Linked DNA regions of Homo sapiens: region 1 is linked to region 2. A link is an interaction called in ENCODE POLR2A ChIA-PET data of the cell type or tissue named here. Cell type or tissue: GM12878. All regions are shown on one strand.

The links. Peaks named below come from ENCODE experiments on the same cell type or tissue, not always from the same donor. Only the 100,000 strongest peaks of a DNase experiment are listed, where the experiment ranks them.
Region 1: POLR2A ChIA-PET joins it to region 2 with 8 read pairs; 3 of 35 experiments call an interaction of 5 or more read pairs at or near these places.

What each region holds. Positions count from the first base shown.
Region 1 is chr15:44,811,578-44,816,577 of GRCh38, forward strand. No RefSeq gene overlaps it. Among named protein-coding and RNA genes, the nearest start is that of TRIM69, 78 kb to the left of the region's middle. In GM12878, no CTCF peak of the experiment used is centred here; a DNase peak (open chromatin) is centred at 1,877.
Region 2 is chr15:44,575,599-44,580,598 of GRCh38, forward strand. The region is part of intron 30 of SPG11 (SPG11 vesicle trafficking associated, spatacsin); the gene reads right to left. Among named protein-coding and RNA genes, the nearest start is that of EIF3J, 41 kb to the left of the region's middle. In GM12878, a CTCF peak has its summit at 3,050 (motif pointing right); a DNase peak (open chromatin) is centred at 3,093.

The sequences.
Region 1 (5,000 bases), 240 kb after region 2:
TGGGAGAAACCACGCCCATGATCCAATGACCTCCACCTGGTCCTGCCTCTGACACGTGGGGATGATGGGAATTATAATTCAAGATGAGATTTGGATGGGGACACAGTCAAACCATATCAGAGACCAAACCCCTGCTCACCCTTCCCCTTTTCTCTCCCACCCCATGCCTCCCTGGAGGTTTCTTTTGATAGCACCCCCTCAAAAAATCCCATAAACCCAGATCCTTGTGTCAAGCTCTTGGATATAAGCCAGTTACCTAAGAAGCTCTTCTGGAGCTGCATTTCCTCACCTGTAAAACCCTGATAATACATCACAAGTGGCTGTGAAAACAAGGTGATGTAGTTTTAAGTTCCTTGTATAATTCTGGGTTCAATAAATCATGGCAAGGATTTTTTTTCTTCTTTACATTTCAAGAGAATTTCTGGTCTCTGGGATATGAAACAAAGAGACCCCAGGTAGCACCATCAGGTGTCAGCAGCAGCTGAGGGACTAGAGCAACTAGGAGTTTGTAAATGCAGGAGGCGCCAATCAGCCCACGCCTACTGATGGGCCAGTCAGGACTTGTGCCAACCAAGTGCACTTTGTACCCAATTTACCACAACTGGTGGGGGCAGGGAGCTGGAGAGGAGGTGGTGGAAGGGGACAGGTGGCAGGGCAGTGGGGTGCCATTGGAGGAGTTTCAATTCAGTATATTTGTAGGTTAGCGTTGCTGTTTACCTTTTAAGCAGAAGGGCAAACAGATAGTCTACCAGATAAAATCGCTCTCTCTGAAATATTGCTTCCTGACTCCACTGTTTCATCTCCATTGGCTTCTGCTTCCCTCTACCCTCTCCTTTCAGGCTGGCTTCCCACAATCACTGCAGGGTGAGCCCGAGTTGATGAGGGCACCTGGCTTTGGCAGCAGCTCATCAAAGCTAGAGTTCAGGTGTGTTTCTAGGATTTAATTAAGCTAGAAATGAAATCCAGCCCTGCAGTGGCTCATCCTCTTTATTATCACATTTCTTACTGCTTGTCAGGCCACAATGACTGCAGGTCTTGAAAAAGAAGAAGCGGCATGTTTCCTAGGCAGGGCTCAGTTAATCTATTTCACATGGCATTTCAGGTACATTCCTCCATTTTAGGATGGGAGAAAAAGTATTCTCAGGGATCTTTCTGGGGAAAGGGATCACTTTTACATGAATAAAGGTAATTCTTGTTATAATATGTGCCCACTATAAAAAAGTATAAGATATAACAGAATGTTAAAAATCACTTGTAATCTTACCAGCTAGAGATAAACATGGCTAGTATTATATCTCCTTCCTGCCAAGTTACAGGTTGTAAAAGAGAGAGTAAAAGAAAGAGTTCTGATGCTGTAGAAGGGGGGGTTCTGGTTCACTGTATAAACAAATCATATTTTTCACTTATATATATACTCACTAACATTGATTTATATAGGACACTCATTCACTAAGATCAATGTTCCCCCACTTTCAAACAGTGTGGAACTAGAAAAAAAGATCAGGACTTAAAGGAATTTTCATGCTCAGTAATACTAGACTATCACATTGCAGTCATGTTTTCTGTCCTAGTAACATATTCTATAGTCTCTCAGATTAATCAAATGAGATGAGGGGATTTATACACTGCTGTGCACTGAGAAGGGGGCTTAACAATCTCCCAAAGTAATATCATTTGACATTTGTTGCTATTTGACTGCAACTGCAAAAGGTATTCATTTTTTAGCCTGATTTGTGTTCTGCGGGTGGCAGTCCCCTTCATGTCCCCTTAGTGTGGTGAAGTTTGGCAGCTAGATGGCACTGACCTTTCTCACTCTGGAAATGTGATTGCTTTCACAATGATTGCGTAGAAACACTTAGCAAATCTCACACTGTTAACTCCACCCCACACCCGCAATGTTGGCATTTTCTGACTGTCAGGTGGCATTAGCCAGCTGAAAACTCACTAAGATGAGGAAGCTGTGCTGAGTTAATAACTTCTGAGATAGTCATTTAGTCAGTTTTCATGAAATTAATAAGTTCCACCTTGGCAATGGTAAAAGTCACAAAATCATGAACTGTCAAAGATGGAAGGAACCTTCAAGAACTCGTAGTTCAACACCTTCATTTTACAAGTAAAGGGAAATGAGCACTAAAAAAAGGAAGGGATTTTTGTTTTTAAGATCGTAGAGCTAGGATGGAGTAGTGGTTTTCAACCTGTGTGGTGACAGCTTAGATCTAAATGGAATTCTGCATGCATAACTGCAATATATATGAAACATCTCAGAAAGAAGCACCGTGATTGAAGCAGGGTGGGAATCCATAACCTCACCCACTCCTTGTCCATCTCAGCTCTCAGATACCTTGGGGAAGCCCTGAGTCTCCATGAGGCACAGATCAAACCACTTTCTTATGGCATGCTGGCTTCAGTTACATTTCTCACACCTCCAAATGCTCTTTATGTGAACAAATAATCTCTTTTAGACTGATAAATAATTCCAAATGTAAAAGTGTGATCTCAGTTCTCTCATTTGCTAAAGGAAGACAATAATGATCTCTGCCACAGCAAAGGAAATATCCATTAGAAGTTGAAAAGATAATGAAAATGAGTAGACATTGTGATCTCCTCCCTCAGCATCAATTTCAGCCCTGGTCCACTGTAGAACTGCTATGTGGTTTAGGCAGGCACTGACGCCAGCTCCAGCTTCAAGGTGGTCCAGCACTGGTCTAAAGCAGTTAGCTATAGGTAACCACTGAATTGGTAAATGTCAATAGTAGGGTAACTATATGATAGTTAATTTTGTAAGTCAAGTTGACCGGGCAACAAAGATGCCCAGGTATTTGGTTAAATGTTTTTTCTGAATATGTCATTTCTGGATGATAGTAACATTTGAATCAGGAGACTGAGCTCTCATCCAACCTGATGAAAACTTAAATAAAATAAAAGGATGAGTAAGAAAGAATTTTTTTGTGTCTCTGACTGTCTTCAAGCTGGGACATTGGTCTTCTCCTGCCTTTAGACATGGACTCAGACTGGAACTTACACCATTGACTCTCCTGGTTTTCAGAGTTAGACTTGAAATGGAACTTACAGCATCAGCTTTCCTGGTTCTCAGGCCTTTCGTCTCAAAATTTAACTATACCATCAGCCTCTTGCGTCTGGACTTCTCAGCCTCCATAATCATATTATGAACCAATTCTTTTTTTTTTTTTTTTTTTTGAGACAGAGTCTCGCTTTGTCTCCCAGGCTGGAGTGCAGTGGCGCGATCTCGGCTCACTGAAAGCTCCACCTCCCGGGTTCATGTCATTCTCCTGTCTCAGCCTCCCGAGTAGCTGGGACTACAGGCACCCGCCACCACGCCCAGCTAATTTTTTTTTGTATTTTTAATAGAGATGGGGTTTCACTGTGTCAGCCAGGATGGTCTCAATCTCCTGATCTCGTGATCCACCCGCCTTGGCCTCCCAAAGTGCTGGGATTATAGGTGTGAGCCACTGCACCCAGCTGAGCCAATTCTTTATAGTAAATCTAGATAGATAGATAGATAGATAGACAGATAGATACATAGATACATAGAGACATATAGGGATATATACATGCATATACGTTCTATTGGTTCTGTTTCTCTGGAGAATGCAGATTGATTCAAGGAACAAACACGGACCTTAGTTTGGGCAAATCAAACAAGGTTTACTAATTGAAAAAGTACAGAAGGAAGTCAGAGTGGTAAAAATATACAGCAGAGAGGTCAATGCTGCTCTCCAAAGGAGTTATAAAATTCCCAACAATAGACCCACAGTTGCAAATGATAACTTTGAGAGAGGATCACATTAGACTTTCTAGACACCCAACTATCCCCCTCTGTTAATAAGGGTGGACTTGCCCTGCATGTTAGGTAGCCTGAATAAATATTGGGATGCCCTCATTTGGGTCAGTTGCACACCATTACTTTTGGGACTATACGATTTATGATAAAACTAAAGTTGGTGTCCAGCTCAGTACAATATACTTGGACATAAACATAGCCTTATTCATCATTCTCAGCCTTCCCAAGCTAATATAGCCTGGTCCAGTGACTCTCTGAAGTAAAGATTGTCAAATCAAAAGGAGCTCTGTTACCCAGGTATCCTTACCAGTCAGCTAATAATGTCCATGCAATAGAGTTGTTATAAGGTATAAATAAAATACTGGGGGTGTGGCCAAGATGACTGACTAGAAGCAGTGGCAATCAAAGGCTCCCATCTAAAAGAACCAAAACAGCATCCAAATCTTGCACTGGCAACTGAGGTTATCCAAGTTCTATCATCAGGATTGACTAGGTGGCTGGTGTGACCCACGGAGAGGAAGGAATAGCAGTGTGGTGAGGTGGCCCACCTGAAAGCTACATGGGGGAGGTGAGCCCCCAGCCAAGAGAGGCCGTGAGTGAGCGTGCTACGCAACCTGGGAAGCCATGCTTTTTCCATGGAACTGTGCAACCCACAGATCAGAATATCCCACTTGTGACCCCATACTACCATGGCCTAGGATCCCAACCACGGAGCCGCACAAATTCTCAACAGCTAGAATCTATCTAAGCCTGTTGCATTCCCGGGCAGAGGGGCAGCCATCACCACAGCTGTGGCTGCCTGCTGTCTAAGCCATCTGAGCTTCTTGCGGGAGGGGCGGCAGCCAACACTGGGACTGCTAGTTGGCCAGGCGCGGTGGCTCACGCCTGTAATCCCAGCACTTTGGGAGGCCGAGGCGGGCGGATCACGAGGTCAGGAGATCAAAACCATCCTGGCTAACACGGTGAAACCCCGTCTCTACTAAAAATACAAAAAAATTAGCTGGGCGTGATGGCGGGCACCTGTAGTCCCAGCTACTCGGGAGGCTGAGGCAGGAGAATGGCGTGAACCTGGGATGTGGAGCTTGCAGTGAAGCGAGATGGCGCCACTGCACTCCAGCCTGGGTGACAGAGCAAGACTCCGTCTCAAAAAAAAAAATTTAAAAAAATCTGCTACAACATCTGTCTAACATTGTACTGA
Region 2 (5,000 bases):
ATTCTCGTGCCTCAGCCTCTCGAGTAGCTGGGATTACAGGCGTGCACCACCACACCTGGCTAATTTTTGCATTTTTAGTTGAGATGAAGTTTTGCCATGTTGATCAGGCTGGTCTCAAACTCCTGGCCTCAACTGATGCATTTGCCTCGACTTCCAAAAGTGCTGGGATTACAGGCATGGGCCACTGCACCCACCTGCAAATATGCTTTAATTTATAGTAAAATTAAAATCTATTCCTGATTTTTTTTAAAACGAAGCTCTTGGACGGGTGCGGTGGCTCACGCCTATAATCCCAGCACTTTGGGAGGCTGAGGCGGGCGGATCACTTGAGGTCAGGAGTTCGAGACCAGCCTGACCAACATGGAGAAACCCTGTTTCTACTAAAAATTTAAAGTTAGCTGGGTGTGGTGGCGCATGCCTGTAATCCCAGCTACTCAGGAGGCTGAGGCAGGAGAATTGCTTGAACCCGGGAGGCGGAGGTTGCGGTGAGCCGAGATTGTGCCATTGCACTCCAGCCTGGGCAACAAGAATGAAACTCCATCTCAAAAAAAAAAAAAAAAAAAAAAAAAGCTCTTAGCTTAAAATAGGAGAAGATATTAATTTGATAAAGGGTTTCTATTAGGAAAAAAAAGTAAGGAATATTTATATCACACTTTGTAATGGCAAAAACAAAACAGAAAAATTTAAATGTATATCAATAAAGCATTATTCAAGCTTAGTACATCTGTACAGTGGAATACTCTGCAGCCATTAGAAAGAAGGGGGTCAGGCCAGGTGTGGTGGCTCATGCCTGTAACCCCAGCACTTTGGGAGGCTGAGGTGGGCGGATCACAAGGTCAGGAGATCGAGACCATCCTGGCTAACACGGTGAAACCCCGTCTCTACTAAAACTACAAAAAAATTAGCTGGACGTGGTGGCGGGTGCCTGTAGTCCCAGCTACTTGGGAGGCTGAGGCAGGAGAATGGCGTGAACCCGGGAGGTGGAGCTTGCAGTGAGTGGAGATTGCGCCACTGCACTCCAGCCTGGGCGACAGAGCGAGACTCTGTCTCAAAAAAAAAAGAGAAAGAAGGGGGTCTATCTATATGTACTGAGAGGACAAAAATGTAGATCAATATGATGTAATCTCATTTTTTGTAAAAAATAAATATTGTGTTGCTTACAAGTAGAAAATGCATACCAAGCAAGTAAAAGATAGTTATTCTGGGGAATTTTGTGGGAGTAGTGTTGAATTGGCTTTTTTTGTGTGTGATGAAGTCTCACTCTGTCGCCCAGGCTAGAGTGCAGTGGCACCATCTCGGTTCACTGCAACCTCTGCCTCCTGAGTTCAAGCGATTCTCCTGCCTCAGACTCCAGTGTAGCTGGGATTACGGGTGTGCACCACCACGCCCAGCTAATTTTTTGTATTTTTAGTAGATATGAAGTTTCACCATGTTGGCCAGGCTGGTCTTGAACTCCTGACCTCAGGTGATCTGCCCACCTTGGCCTCCCAAAGTGCTGGGATTACAGGCATGAGCCACTGTGCCCAGTCTGAACTGACTTTTTACTTTATGCGTTTCTATGTTATGTGATTTGCTACACTAAGCACAATTTTTATTTTAAAATATTATTAAAAAGTGCTGTAGGCCAGAGGTGGTGGCTCATGCCTGTAATCCCATCATTTTGGAAGGCTAAGGTGGGAGGATCCCTGGAGCCTAGGAGTTTGAGGCCAGCCTGGGCAACACAGTGAGCCCCCACTGCTACAAAAAATTTAAAAATTAGCTGGGGATGGTAGTGTGCACCTGTAGTTCCAGCTACTTAGGAGGCTGAGGCAGGAGGACTGCTTGAGCCCTGGAGGTTGAGTCTGCAGTGAGCCATGTTTGCACCACTGCACTCCAGCCTGGGCAACAGAGTGAGGCCCTATCTCAAAAAAAAAAAAAAAAACAAAACAAAAACTCTTAAAGATAAAAAAATAAAATAAAATAAAATGCAACTCAGACCATGCTATTCCCCTGCTTAAATCCTTCACTGAGAGTTCCAATTCTAGGTAAGTTGGTTATAATAAGCTCAATCTACTGTGTCTTTCCCACTGAATTCAATACAAAACCTGGACATAATACATGTGGCATACAAGGACTCTGGAAAAGTAAAAAGTAGCAGGCAAACTGAAGATGACCAGAATTATCATTATCCCCCCTCTAGCAAGCTCTGGCCTGAATGCAGCGCTGACTAAAACCTAAGAACTAAGGGCTGAGGTGAAGTGTGAGTGCGAGAGTGTGTGAATTCCAGAAGCTCTCTAGTACCAGTTTGAAGAGTGGAAAGGGGAACTCCTAATTCCTGTTCTTCCTTGTCCTGGCTCCCAAGCAAGCCACTGGCAGTGGTGGGAGAGGCTGCAGTGACAGCAGGCAAGAGCTAAGGCTCTCAGAAAGGGGAGCCTTCTTTCCTTTTTTTTTTTTTTTTTTTTTTTGAGACGGAGTCTCGCTCTGTCGCCCAGGCTGGAGTGCATTGGCGTGATCTCGGCTCACTACAAGCTCCACCTCCCGGGTTCACACCATTCTCCTGCCTCAGCCTCCCGAGGAGCTGGGACTATAGGCGCCCGCCACCACGCGTGGCTATTTTTTTTTTTTTTTTTGTATTTTTAGTAGAGATGGGGTTTCACTGTGTTAGCCAGGATGGTCTTGATCTGACCTCATGATCCGCCCACCTCGGCCTCCCAAAGTGCTGGGATTACAGGCGTGAGCCACCGCGCCTGGCCAGAGGAGCCTCCTTTTCTGAGCAGGGGCGCTCTGGTCTCAGGAGGGCGGAGTAGACCCCTGTTGCTTTTGCATTACCCTCCTGTCACCTGGCCCTGGGTGTAGGAATAGTCAGGGTAGTGCAAGACAGAGTGGGGGTAACTAAACCTTCAGCTTTTGGCCAAATAACTGAAAAGAGAAGCCTCAGGGGGAAAAACTAGCTGGGAGAGCCCCAGGAAAGCAACCCAATACATTTTTATGAACTACAGGGCTCACTCCTGGACTACACATGTATGGCCTTGATCCTAAGTAGCACAGATCACTACCAAGGTCACAGATTGACCACTAGGTGGCGTGCACACACAGGACAGATCTGAATACTACCGCAAAGGAAAATGAACTAATGTTAAAACCACAATGCACAGGCAGTGGTTTGGAACTTCAGCTTGAACCTAACCAGGTCAACTGTCTGCTAAAAAATATCAACATCCTTCATAGGATTTAAATAAGATCCACAGTCTCAAATAGTGTATTTTAATAATACACTATTCAAAATGTCCAGATGCAGCCAGTTGTGGCGGCTCATGCCTGTAATCCCAACACTTTGGGAGGCCAAGGTGGGTGGATCACCTGAGGTCAGGAGTTCGAGACCAGCCTGGCCAACATGGCGAAACCCTGTCTCTACTAAAAATACAAAATAATTAGCCAGGTGTGGTGGTGCACACCTGTAATCCCAGCTACTCGGGAGGCTGAGACATGAGAATCTCTTGAACCTGGGAGGCCGAGGTTGCAGTGAGCTGAGATTGCACCACTGCACTCCAGCCTGGGTGACAGAGTGAGACTCCATCTCGAAAAACAAAAACAAGAAAACAAAAAAACCCAAAATGTCCAGATGCAACCCCAGATTACTCAGCATAAGAAAAAGCAGGAAGAGGGGCTGGGCGTGGTGGCTCACGCCTGTAATCTCAGCACTTTGGGAGGCCGAGGTGGGTGGATCACCTGCAGTCAGGCGTTTGAGAGCAGCCTGGCCAACATGGCAAAACCCCATCTCTACTAAAAATACACAAACACACAAAAATAGCTGGGCGTGGTGGCGCCAGTCCCAGCTACTCGGGAGGCTGAGACAGGAGAATTGCTTGAACCCAGGAGGCAGAGGCTGCAGTGAGCCGAGGTCACACCACTGCACTCTAGCATGGGCGATAGAGTGAGACTCCGTCTCAAAAAAAAAAAAAAAAAAAAAAAGAAAAAGCAGGAAGATTTCAACTCACACGAGAAAAGATGAGATGCTAGCTAGCATTAAAATGATGCAAATGTTAAAATCATCTGACAAAGAATTTAAAGCAGCTATAATACAAATGTTCCAATAAGCAATTCTGAATGGTCTTGAGACAAACAGAAAAATGGAAAGTCTCAGCAAAGAAACAGATATGAAGAATAAAATGAAAATTTTAGAACTGAAAAATGCAGTTACGTGCTGTATAACCATGTTTCCATCAACAACGGACTGCATATACAGTGAGGATCCTGTAAGATTATAATAGAGCTGAAAAATTCCTATCACCTAGTGACATCATAGTCATTGTGACATAGCACAATTACTTAATTTTTAAATAAATTTAGTGTAGCCTAAATGTACAGCATTTATAAAGTCTACAGTAATGTAATGTCCTAAGTTTTCACATTTACTTACCACTTAGTGACAACCAGAGCAACTTCTAGTCCTGCAAGCTCCATTAACGTTAAGAGCCCTTTACAAATTGTACCATTTAAAAAAATTTTTTAAATGAAAATCTCCAATTGTTTATTTCCTGAAGCTAAAAAATCTTTATATCATATTTTTTACTGTACCTTTTCTATGTTTAGATATGTCTAGATACACAAATACTTACCATTGTGTTATAATCAACTACAGTACAGTAGCATGCTGTACTGGCTTGTAGCCCAGGATCGGTAGGCTATATATCATGTAGTATAGGTGTGTAGAAGTCTATACCACCTAGGTTTGTATAAGTGTGCTCTAAGATGTTTACACAGTGATGAAATCACCCAACAATGCATTTCTCAGAATGTAACCTCATTGTTAACGCATGGCTGTAACTGAAATTTTAAAATCATAGAAATAAAATTCAGTAACAGAAATTATCCAATCTGAACAACAGAGAGAAAAAAAGTTTAAAAAAAACTGAACTGGCCAGGCACAGAGGCTCACGCCTGTAATCCCAGCACTTTGGGAGGCCGACGCGGGCAGATCACGAGGTCAAGAGATCGAGGCCATCCTGGCCAACATGGTG